2 separate regions of the Mus musculus genome follow, and region 2 is linked to region 1. Evidence: chromatin loops called from intact Hi-C (ENCODE). Cell type or tissue: left cerebral cortex. All regions are shown on one strand. Each heading gives the region's core, and the rest is flanking DNA. Links, peaks and the distances in the headings are about the cores only.

Region 1 (5,305 bases), core at 202-5,201:
GACCTGCCAAAACTCTTCAGGTTAAAACACAGCCAGCCTTCTCCTAGTCTTAGGGAGTTCCTTCTGATCCATGGGCTCTTTGGATAACTTCTGTTTATCTTCTACTTTTTAACTCAGCCCCATTTCATTCTAAAGAATTTACCTAGCTTTTTAAAAATAAACATTCATTGAGAGAACTGTATTTTACTCGGTGACACGATTTTAGAACATCCAGGGTCAAACTACAATAAAAGTAAAACACATAACTTACATCAAGTTGAAGAAACTGCAGAAACTCTTCAACCAACTCCTTAGATACTGCTTGGATGAACGCCTCACGTTTTTCCATGACGGATGTGACTGTTCTAAGGGAGCCTTACAACCCTAGTAAGATACAATCAGACCAAAACGTAAATGTGCAAAATGTCCCGTAAGTTTTAATTTAATACAAACATTCAAGAAACTTTATACCACTACAGAAGACAGTTTATAACACTATGATACAAAACTGCAATAATCTGAAAAAAAATCTGATGATGTTATAAACAAAACATCTATGTGATCACCAATTATCAATGTAACTACAATGAAAGCAACAAGAAATTAAAACTGCCTCAGGAATCTTACTTTCTCTTACGTTTAGCCTTTTAGATGCTGGCTTGGGAAGAAAGACCTGACTTATGCAATAGGGTCAGGCTCATCTCCACATCTGAATTCTGCAGACTCCACTTCTAAAGTCCCATTCCTCCAAGAAGATCCCACCCAACAATTCTCTCTTGTTTTTCAAGAGAGAGACTTGGAAGTAAAACCACAAAAACAGCCCTGAGGTCACCTGGGAGCTTGTTAGGCAGTGCATCTGTGCCCCACTCCAGCACCCTCCCCTCCTCTGCACACCTACAGGATAATGAGAGCTCTGGGGACCTTGCTCATTCTTCTTCCTACATGTGATCTCCCAGGTAAAATGCCATCCTATTTTACCTTTACACCTGGTGCTACGATGACATACTCAAAACAAAAACCTAACAATACAGTTACAACAAATGATATTTGCAACAGGTCTTCTCATCTTAAGAATAAATTTGAAAATCTCTCATACCTTTAGAAATACAGCAATATGGAGAATTATTGGCATTAATTATAGAGTGTGAATCACAATAAATATGCATTCCTATTCTAAATTGAATAAAAGTAGAAAATAACCTCAATTTGACAACTCCTCATATTAGTAAATTTTAAATATAGCCACTTCATTCCCCGATTCAAATGGCTGAATTGTGAACCATAACTTTTTTGTGATGAATAAAATGGAGAGGGAAAGGTGGGTTGCCAGTATCACCACTTTACTAATTATGGTCACTTTGTTTACTTAAGTACATGTCTTTGGCAACTTAGTATGCCATATAATGTCTACATATGCTACTTACAAACCGTGACTCCGTATCTTGATTTTTCTCTTTCCTTAGTTCATAACTAAGTTGCTCCCTAGATCAGTCCTAGGTATAGGTTCGGGTTCCTCCCTTATGTCAGTGCAAGAATAAATCCAGCGTCTTCACCACCACGTCAGGCCCCAGTTAAGTGTCAACACTGCTGTCCTCCCTAGTCAGCTCCCCAGCCCCGTGCCAGGATCTTCCATGTCATTCTCTGGTCAGGGCTGGGGTTCTCGCTAGTCAACCCGGGTGCAGGTCTTTGGTACTACCTACTCACCCAGGCTCCTTCTCAGGGGTCTTCTCTAGTCAGACTCAGGTCTGCGTCCCCGGTCCTCCGTAGTCTGCATCAGGTCCTTGCCTGAGAGCCTCCCTACTGTGCGCAGGTCATTTTCCGGAGTCCTCGCCAGTCACACTCGGGCCCTCTCCCGGGGTCGTCCTAGTCTGAGGTCCTACCTAGTGAACCCGGGTTCCAGGCTGAGATCCTCCCTGGCGAGCCCCGCTTCTCGGTCTGGGATCCTTCCCAGTCAGCCGGGGGATCCCGCTCTGCCCTCCCGCAGCACCTCCCGCTCCACAAGCGCTCGAAACCGATGGCGGCCGCGGACGTGAGACCCGCGACGGTGTCCGCCGCCCAGCCGCGGTCGCCGGCCGCCGAGTCCTACTCACCTCCCACCCAACTCACCGCGCGGCGCTCACCTCACCACAGACCCATAGTTTCCCGCGCTCGGACCAGATTCAAACACACCCGCGTATACCCCGGACGCTCCCGCCCTCCACCCCGTCACCAGTCGCCGCTCTCACGAGATCTGACGCCGTCCCGGCCACGCCCATATCCCCCACAGCTCTGCAGCCAGGCTCCGCCCCCAAGGCCCAAGCACCGCCTCCTGGGCGTGACTCAGAGCCTCTGGCGGGAGTCTCTTTAGCGCGCTCACGGGATGCGCAGGCGCAGAGCTGCTGGCTGTGTTTCCCGCCCTCCGCCCACACACACCCACCTTCCTTGGGAGCGCTGCTGTTGCTTCTGTGTTCCTTGCCAGCTGCTCGGTGAGACGTCACGCTGATATCAGACGGAGGAGGGAGAGCAAGTCCGAGACTGCTCAAGTGGTAACCAAGAAGATTCTTGAAGAAATCCTGCCTCGGTTCGGGATCCCTAAGGTAATCGGCTCAGACAATGGGCCCGCATTTGTTGCCCAGGTAAGTCAGGAATTGGCCACACAATTGGGGACTAATTGGAAGTTTCTAAGTGTGCTTATAGGCCCCAGAGCTCAGGACAGGTAGAAAGAATGAGTAGGACTTTAAAAGAGACCCTTACTAAATTAGTCATGGAGACCGGCGGAAAGGACTGGGTGACTCTCCTTCCCTTTGCGCTCCTCAGGGTCCGAAACACTCCTGGACATTTCGGTCTTACCCCTTATGAGATTCTCTTTGGGGGACCGCCTCCCTTAACTGAGTCAGGTGGGATATTGGATCTTGGCACTGACTCATCCTCACCCTCTGCTCTTTTTGCTCACCTAAAGGCCCTAGAGGTTGTTAAAACACAGATCTGCAACCAGATCAGAGAAGCCTACACTCCGGGAACCATAGCAGTGCCTCACGGGTTCCAGGTTGGAGACTCAGTCTTGGTCAGACGACATCGCACTGGCACGCTTGAGCCCCGGTGGAAAGGACCGTATCTGGTGCTGTTGACCACCCCCACGGCAGTAAAAGTAGACGGGATCGCTGCTTGGATCCATGCCTCCCACGTCAAAAAGGCACCCAGCCAAGATGAAGACAACTGGATGGTGGCAGCCACTGACAATCCTCTTAAGCTTCGCTTGGGTCACAGGAGTCACCCTGGGCCTAAAGAACCACAACCCACACCAGCCTCTGACTCTAACTTGGCAAGTTCTCGGTCCTGATTCGGATCAGGTCTTGTTTACCACCTCCAAAACAGCGCCGCCAGGGACATGGTGGCCAGACCTAGCCTTCTGCCTCAAACAGATAATTCCAGCTGCTAGAAGCACTCCCCCTAATCTAGTAAGAAGCTATGGATTCTACTGCTGCCCAGAGCACAGCAAGTGGTCCTTATGCGGAGGGTCAGCCTCCTATTATTGTGGCCAATGGAATTGTGTTACTTCCAACGATGGTGATTGGAAATGGGCTAGTGGTCATGTTCCTGACAGGGCTGAGTTCTCTTTTCAGAACTCAGGGCCTGGAAAGCACACCGTAATGGAACTGTATAAAAGGGCTGACTGTCGCCCCGATGATTTAGACAGAGTACTGATCAAATTTACAGACACAGGAAAAAAATATGACATCAAGGCATGGATAAGGGGCATGCGGTGGGGATTAGTTTTTTATGACTATAGTGGAAAGCCTGGGTCATCAGTCATGGTTCGTTTGAGCCTCAGTAGCCCCCGACCCAACCAGTAGGACCTAACCCTGTTCTAGTTGAAAAGCCTTCGTTACTGCTTCCCAGGCCTACCATCCCTGGGTCTCCATCAGACTATCCGACCAAGGCTCACACTCCTTCCTTGGATCGGGTTCCAACCACTCCCATGCCCCCAGATACCAAGAATCGCCTATTTAGCCTAATACAAGGGGCATTCCTGGTCCTCAATCGTACTGATCCCAACATTACTCGGTCTTGCTGGCTGTGCTATGCCTCTAGCCCCCCTTATTATGAGGGAATTGCTCAGATGAGGATTTATAATAAAACTTCAGACCCCTCTCAATGCCCTTGGGGGGAAAACAGAAAGTTGACTCTGGCAGCAATCTCAGGAAGTGGACTTTGTTTAGGCCGGGTACCTCATGACAGACGGCACCTCTGTAATCAGACCCAGCACGTACAGCCTAGCGAAGGTGGTCAGTATCTAGTCGTCCCCCCCCCCCATAGACACAGTATGGGCTTGCAACACAGGTCTCCTTGTGTGTCTACTTCTGTTTTTAATGGTTCCAAAGATTTCTGCATTCTGGTTCAACTTGTTCCTAGACTCCTATACCATGATGATAGCTCCTTTGTAGATGAATTTGATCACCGGGTCCGCTGGAAGAGAGAACCCATCACCTTAACCTTAGCAGTACTTTTAGGACTAGGAATAGCGGCCGGAGTAGGTACAGGTACCGCTGCCTTGATTCAGACCCCCCAGTATTATGAAGAATTACGTACAGCTATGGATACTGATCTAGGAGCTATAGAACAGTCTATAACCAAATTAGAAGAATCTTTAACTTCCCTGTCAGAAGTAGTGCTGCAGAATAGGAAGGGACTAGACTTATTATTCCTCAAAGAAGGAGGACTCTGTGCAGCCCTAAAAGAAGAATGTTGTTTTTATGTTGATCATTCAGGAGTGATCAGGGATTCTATGGCCAAGCTCAGGGAATGCTTAGATATACGTAAAAAAGAGAGAGGAGAGGCAGGGATGGTTTGAAAGTTGATTTATTAAGTCTCCATGGTTTACCACCCTTCTCTCTACCCTAGCTGGGCCTTTAATAATTCTTATGCTCTTACTTATTTCGGGCCATGTATTCTCAATACAACGCCCCAGGTGTGTTGCTTAATGTAGCACATGACCTAACTGTTGAGTAAATTTATGGTTTTGGCCTTCCCCTATTTCCTCCCCAATCCTTCCCCCTTTTTTGTGGTTTTTGCCTTTATAAGCCTTAAGAGAGTTTCGGTCGGGGGTCGAACTCCTCTACCCCTGCCTGGTGGTGTGTGAGTCTCGACCCCAGCATGCTGGCCTGAGCTCTCGTTCCGTCTCGCTTTCCATAAAACTTCCTCGTGTGGTTACAGCAAGTCCAGTCTCAGTGTCTCGCTGGGTGCTCGCCTTCCCAAGACTTGAGTGAGGGTCTCCCTTTGGGGGTCTTTCATTATCACTTGGAAAGTCCCTTCAGAAATGGTTACTGAACTTCATGCTCCAAATGTC
Region 2 (5,305 bases), core at 148-5,147, 220 kb before region 1:
CTTCAAGAATGAGCGAAAGCTAGCAAATTGGAAGAAAGGTGTACCCTCAAAAATAAAAAATGCTGCCCAAAGGGTCAATGGTCTTTAGCTGTCATTTATATAGTACATGAGCTCTCTGTTACACATAGCCCACATGGAGAAGGGTTTCCAGTCTTGTCAAACAGCTTCTTTCATGTTAGCCTGATGTCTGTCCATATCACCACTCTCCTGCCACACCTGGCAGGGCGGTCTGTTTTGTCTCTCTCTGATTTGCCCTTTAATGCTGGCACATCCACAGACTAGAATATGACTGAATCTTTAAAGAAGATGAAACTCTTTTTTTTTTCCCTCAAGTCGGGGGTTTCTCTGTGTAGCCCTGGCTGTCCTGGAACTCACTTTATAGACCAGGCTGGCCTCGAACTCAGAAATCCGCCTGCCTCTGCCTCCCGAGTGCTGGGATTAAAGGCATGCGCCACCACGCCTGGCTAAAAGATGAAACTCTTACAAGTGACTGTATGGATGAGCCTGGAAGGCACCATGCTACCAGAGATAAGCCAACCACAGGTCTCACTTAAAGGGACTAGCAAAGGCCATGAGAATCAGAGAAGCAAAAAGAACAGTGACTGTCAGTGGCTGAGGGAGGGAGGGGAATTATTCATCAGTAGATAGGGAGTTTTAAAAATTTGCTGTACAACACTTTACCTGTATCTATTGGGCACTTAAGACTGCGTTGGAAGGTTAGATTTTAAGTCAAGGATTCTTAGCATCATAAAGAACAGCCTTGGGTTTATTGCAGTAATGCCCCAAACATCTCAAACAAGCCAAAGTGTGTGGCACGCTGACTCACCTGCACCACACCCTCCATCCTCACTGTGTGCCAGGCAGGCTGGTCTTCCTGCATCTCTGGGGGCTGGGGGTGGGGGGATTTTTCCTGCCAGGATGATTCTGGTAATCTCAGAAAAAGGTATCTGCTGATGACATCTCCCGAGGACCTGGGGTCTACTTGCCTGGATATACCTGTACTTCTTCTCTGTGCTTGTCACGTATTCCCTTACACCACATCGGGAGGGAGAGCCACCTCTGGTCTCTGATCTCCACAGTTTCCACGCTGGCAGCCTTACCTGAGCATAATGCACCCTCCTGTGCAAACACTGACAATTTTCTCTGTGACTGTGACTTCTGCTTGTTTTACTGTAATGTTCAAAGGTCGGGTATTTTATAGCGTCTCTGAGGTTAGTCCACACAAGGCTGACAAATGTCAACTTTTGGTGGTTTTTTGTTTGTTTGTTTGTTTGTTTGTTTAACCTCAAAAAAAGCTATGGAACAGGTCTTCCGAAGTACAAGCGTTGACATCAATGTTGAATCTTGGAGATCAGCCTGACTGGACTGAGAAGGGCCTGTGAGATTTATGGACCTCACCTCTGGAGACATTGGTGGGAACTTCCCTGAGAGGATGAGATCCTGTGTAACTTGACTGTTTGCATCAATCCCTTGATGGATTTATAATGCAACTAGTGAGCTCACCGTGGGTGGGGTGGTGTCACCTATGGGCAGATGTCCTGGACAGTGTAAGAAAGCTGTCTAAACAAGCCACTAGGAACAAGCCTATGTGTCCATGGCTTCTGCTTCGGTTCCTACCTCTGGGTTCCTTCTGTGACTTGCTGCCCTGATTTACTTGATGATAGACTGTGATATGGAAGCCAAATAAACATTGTCCTTCCCAAGTTGCTATGGTCATGGTGTTTGTAACAGCAATAGACAACATGTCTAAGGTACCCTTAGTTCCAACTGCCACCAAATTGGTTTAATAGGTCAAGAAAAGTATTCATTTTCTTATTAGGTTTCATTTCTCTCAAGTTTGGTGAGAATTATCAGGTGCTCCTATCTTGAGAAAAGCCTAAACCCAGATCTGCCCAGCTTCATGCCTCTAACCTTCCCACTCACAGATAGCACAGAACTTCACAGAAAGGCAAGCTAAAGCCCAGATCCCAGACTCCAGCCACTGCTGAGGGACATCTCCACAGGACCAGCAACCATGGGTCACTTCTAGAGAGAAGGAGGCTTCCACAAAGCAGGGGGTGAATGGGGAGGTAGTTCTTACCTACCCTGAAGCACCCCACCGAGCTATACACCAACTCTAGAGGGATCACAGAAGGACCTCACATGGCCCCGTCAGAATGGCTACTTCCCTCTGAGCAAGAAGTCAAGCACAGATAGCTTGTGGCCTGGCCAAGGCCATTTTCTCCAGAGCCACTCTCTGTGGATGCATCACATGGGCAGAGTCAAATACAGATGTCACGGTACCCAGGGCCTAGGTACCAGTCTCTAGGGAGTAATTTGAAAATTGTTTCTCCAATAGGAGAAGAAAGAGAGAGTGTGTGTGCCATATCCGGAATACATATATTTTATAGAATGTTACAATGACCATGAGATACTTTTTAATTAGAAAATACAATTTAGTGTGGACCCTTCCATCACCAGAAAGAGGGAAGTTATTTCTCATCCTGTTTCCCCAAAACTGTCCTGCAGAGGGCGCCTAAGACCCAGCTCTGGCTGATTCCAAAGAGAAAGTTGTTTTCGGTCTCCATGTGCTGCAGCAGCACCAACCTTCTCTAGCCACAAGGGAGAATCTACCTGATAAGGAAGCAAGAGTCCAGTACTTTCTGAGACTAAGACAATCCACTTGCAATGGTCTTCTGCAACGTGACACCCAACCTCTCAGAAGCTAGCAAACTGCAAAGAAGTCCAGAGTCAGGTGGGTGCCTCTCTGGTACTGCGTATGCTACAGCGATGAGAGCCATGATGGCTAGAAAGGCCAAGGCTTGGGAATGAGCAAAGGGGAAGAAACTCACCAAATACAATTCAGACAACCATAAGATGGCTGGGGAGGGCTTTATCCAGCCATAGCCCCTTCCTTTCTCAGACTCCATACCAACCACTGCTCCCTGCCCAAAGCCAAGAAATCCTTGAGTATCTGCAGCTACAACTGTTTGCATGACACAAGTGTCCTACATACAAAAAGTACCCAGCCCTAGGCCTGGGCCTCCCCAAGACAAGGAGCAATGCCCTTCTGTCTTCCAAGAAATTCCAGCATTTCCTGCTCTAGCTGGAAGCTTTCTAATTGAGCTAGCCTGGATGGACAGCAGTGTTTCCTGGACTGCAGAGTCAGAAAAGAAAATGTCCCCGGGGCCTCTCTAGAAACAATCCAGCCTCGGTTTAGCTAAGCAGACTCACCTGGAGCTGGTTCCAGCCAGTAAAACATGCAGTGTTCTACCTGTCATTTGCACAGTGACAAAGTCATTTTAAAAGGATTTATTTTTAGGAGATGGTGGGAGTAGAGAGAGAGAAGAGGAGGGGACACTGGAATCGCTCCTTCTACCACAGCACTGGGATAGAAACACCTGTCCATAACTCCATAGTGAGGACATTCGGCTCTGGGATATGAAGGGACAGTGGTTCACCCCTAGGATTCATCTCCACTCCAGAGCTATAGGGTGGGCTCACAATCTTTCACAGCAGAGGAGATGCACAGAGCTAGGCTCAGCTGCTTGTTGTCCAAAAGAACCTGTCCAAACCCCCAAACAAGAAGAATGGATTGCGTTGTCAGACCTGCTGAAGATGGTGACAGTCGTCTCATCTACCTCATCTCCCCTCTCACCCTAAACTGAAGGAACAAATTTGATTTTATCAAATTGAATGGAAGTTATACAACCTCTCTTGAGCTCGAAAAATGTGGTCCTGAAACAGAAAACTTCCAAAGGAGCTTACAACATGTCCAGCAGTGGCTCAGGCTCCAAAAACCTCTTTGACAACAGTTCCTGGGTCTCAAATATGCCCTGTTGGAACAACTCGAAAGTCCCACACTCTGAGTGGGAGTAAGTGGTGAGGATTAACTAACTGTTAGAATCGCTTTATACAAACTTTGGTTGTCTCTGGGCCATGCATATAAGACCGCGAGTCATGCAGAACATGTCAGACGTTCCTGCAGCACACACATCACCTAGGGACACTGGATCATATTTAGGCTCAGGATCACTCACACCCAGACCTCCTCCCAACTCTTGGCTTCTGTCGTTCTTGGATACCATGTGTCCTCCACGAGTGTGTCGTTCTTGATTCCATGTCCCCAGAAGCAGCTGGAACAGGCAAGCCTAGGTCCACTCATATAGTGGGTCCAGGGACCTCACACAGCTAATTTTATAATTAAGTCAAGTGCCATTTTAGCTGCTCCTCAGTCATTTGGATTTCTTCCATCAAAGTTCCTGTCCAAATGCTGGGCTTCTTCTTAGTGGTCTGGTGGTTCTCAGTTTTAAAGTAATTTGTTGGTTATGCCATGAGAAGTTTCTCCCATCCTGGAGCCTGGTTTTTTGGATTCGTTCTCTGACACCTTTCTTACCTTCTTGATTTTAATGTAGCTGAATTCTTCCATCATTATTGTTTCTGTGGTTAGGGCTTCCTAGACCTTGTCTCAAAATCATCCTTTACCCTGAATATAAAAAACCTTGTATTCTCATCTATTTTTTTTTGTTTTCAATTTTTATTCCTTTTCTTGAACTTACTAATTTTGTTTATATTTTTATTTAAATGTTTTACTTTTCTTTAGAATTTCATACATGAGTACTGTAATGAGATTGTTTCTTCCCTACTTCTTATACCCCTAATTCCTCCCATGTTCCCTGAAACTAACTCTCAAGTTCATGGCCTTTTCTTTATTATTGTGACTTGCTGGGGATGTAACTCACTGGAACAGTGCTTACTAAGTATTATGATCACACACATGCTCATTCATGCACACACACACACACACACACACACAGAGAGAGAGAGAGAGAGAGAGAGAGAGAGAGAGAGAAAGAGAGAGAGAGAGAGAGAGAGAGAGAGAGAGAGAGAGAGAGAGACTACTAATTCCATTTAGTATTGCTGATATGTATGTGTTGAGGGTTAACCTCTTAGGATTGAATAACCAATCAGCAGGCTCTTGATTCCATGTCCCCAGAAACTGGCACTGAAACTGATTCTTTGTAGCCATTGATAGTGTCTGGCACTTCATTTAAGAGTGTAGCTTTGTGAGAGTGTTCCATCCATGATGGTATGTCAACATGGTGTTTAGTCAATTATATTGTTAAAAATCCACAAGTGTCACTTCCCTGTCATAGCTAGAAGTTACTATCTACAAGAGACTTCCTGGTCCTCCAGCTCTTAAAATCTTCCCACCCTTTCTTCCAAACTGTTCCCTGGGCCTTTGGTGTAGGGGTGCATTGTGGCTGTATCAATTGGAGATAAGCACCCCACATTTGATGCTGATGTATCAGTTGGGGATGAGCAC

What was found. A loop is a pair of places that touch in the nucleus more often than their neighbours do. Peaks named below come from ENCODE experiments on the same cell type or tissue, not always from the same donor. Only the 100,000 strongest peaks of a DNase experiment are listed, where the experiment ranks them.
Region 2: it touches region 1 in a loop (2.8-fold over the local background); 2 of 42 quality-filtered maps call a loop at or near these places.

What each region holds. Positions count from the first base shown.
Region 1 is chr12:116,402,256-116,407,560 of GRCm38, reverse strand. Ncapg2 (non-SMC condensin II complex, subunit G2) reads right to left here and starts at 2,125. Exons shown (of 29, transcript NM_133762.4): 1 at 2,100-2,125; 2 at 1,684-1,859; 3 at 251-363. The coding sequence starts at 328. It overlaps D430020J02Rik (RIKEN cDNA D430020J02 gene), which reads left to right and starts at 2,400. Exons shown (of 2, transcript NR_028421.1): 1 at 2,400-2,594; 2 at 2,918-5,305. In left cerebral cortex, for the core only: a CTCF peak has its summit at 2,112; DNase peaks (open chromatin) are centred at 2,313 and 3,023; H3K4me3 peaks cover 1,545 bases; H3K27ac peaks cover 587 bases.
Region 2 is chr12:116,617,352-116,622,656 of GRCm38, reverse strand. The region is part of intron 2 of Ptprn2 (protein tyrosine phosphatase, receptor type, N polypeptide 2); the gene reads right to left. Among named protein-coding and RNA genes, the nearest start is that of Ptprn2, 130 kb to the right of the region's middle. In left cerebral cortex, for the core only: a CTCF peak has its summit at 2,503 (motif pointing right); DNase peaks (open chromatin) are centred at 2,528, 3,212 and 3,841; H3K27ac peaks cover 2,063 bases.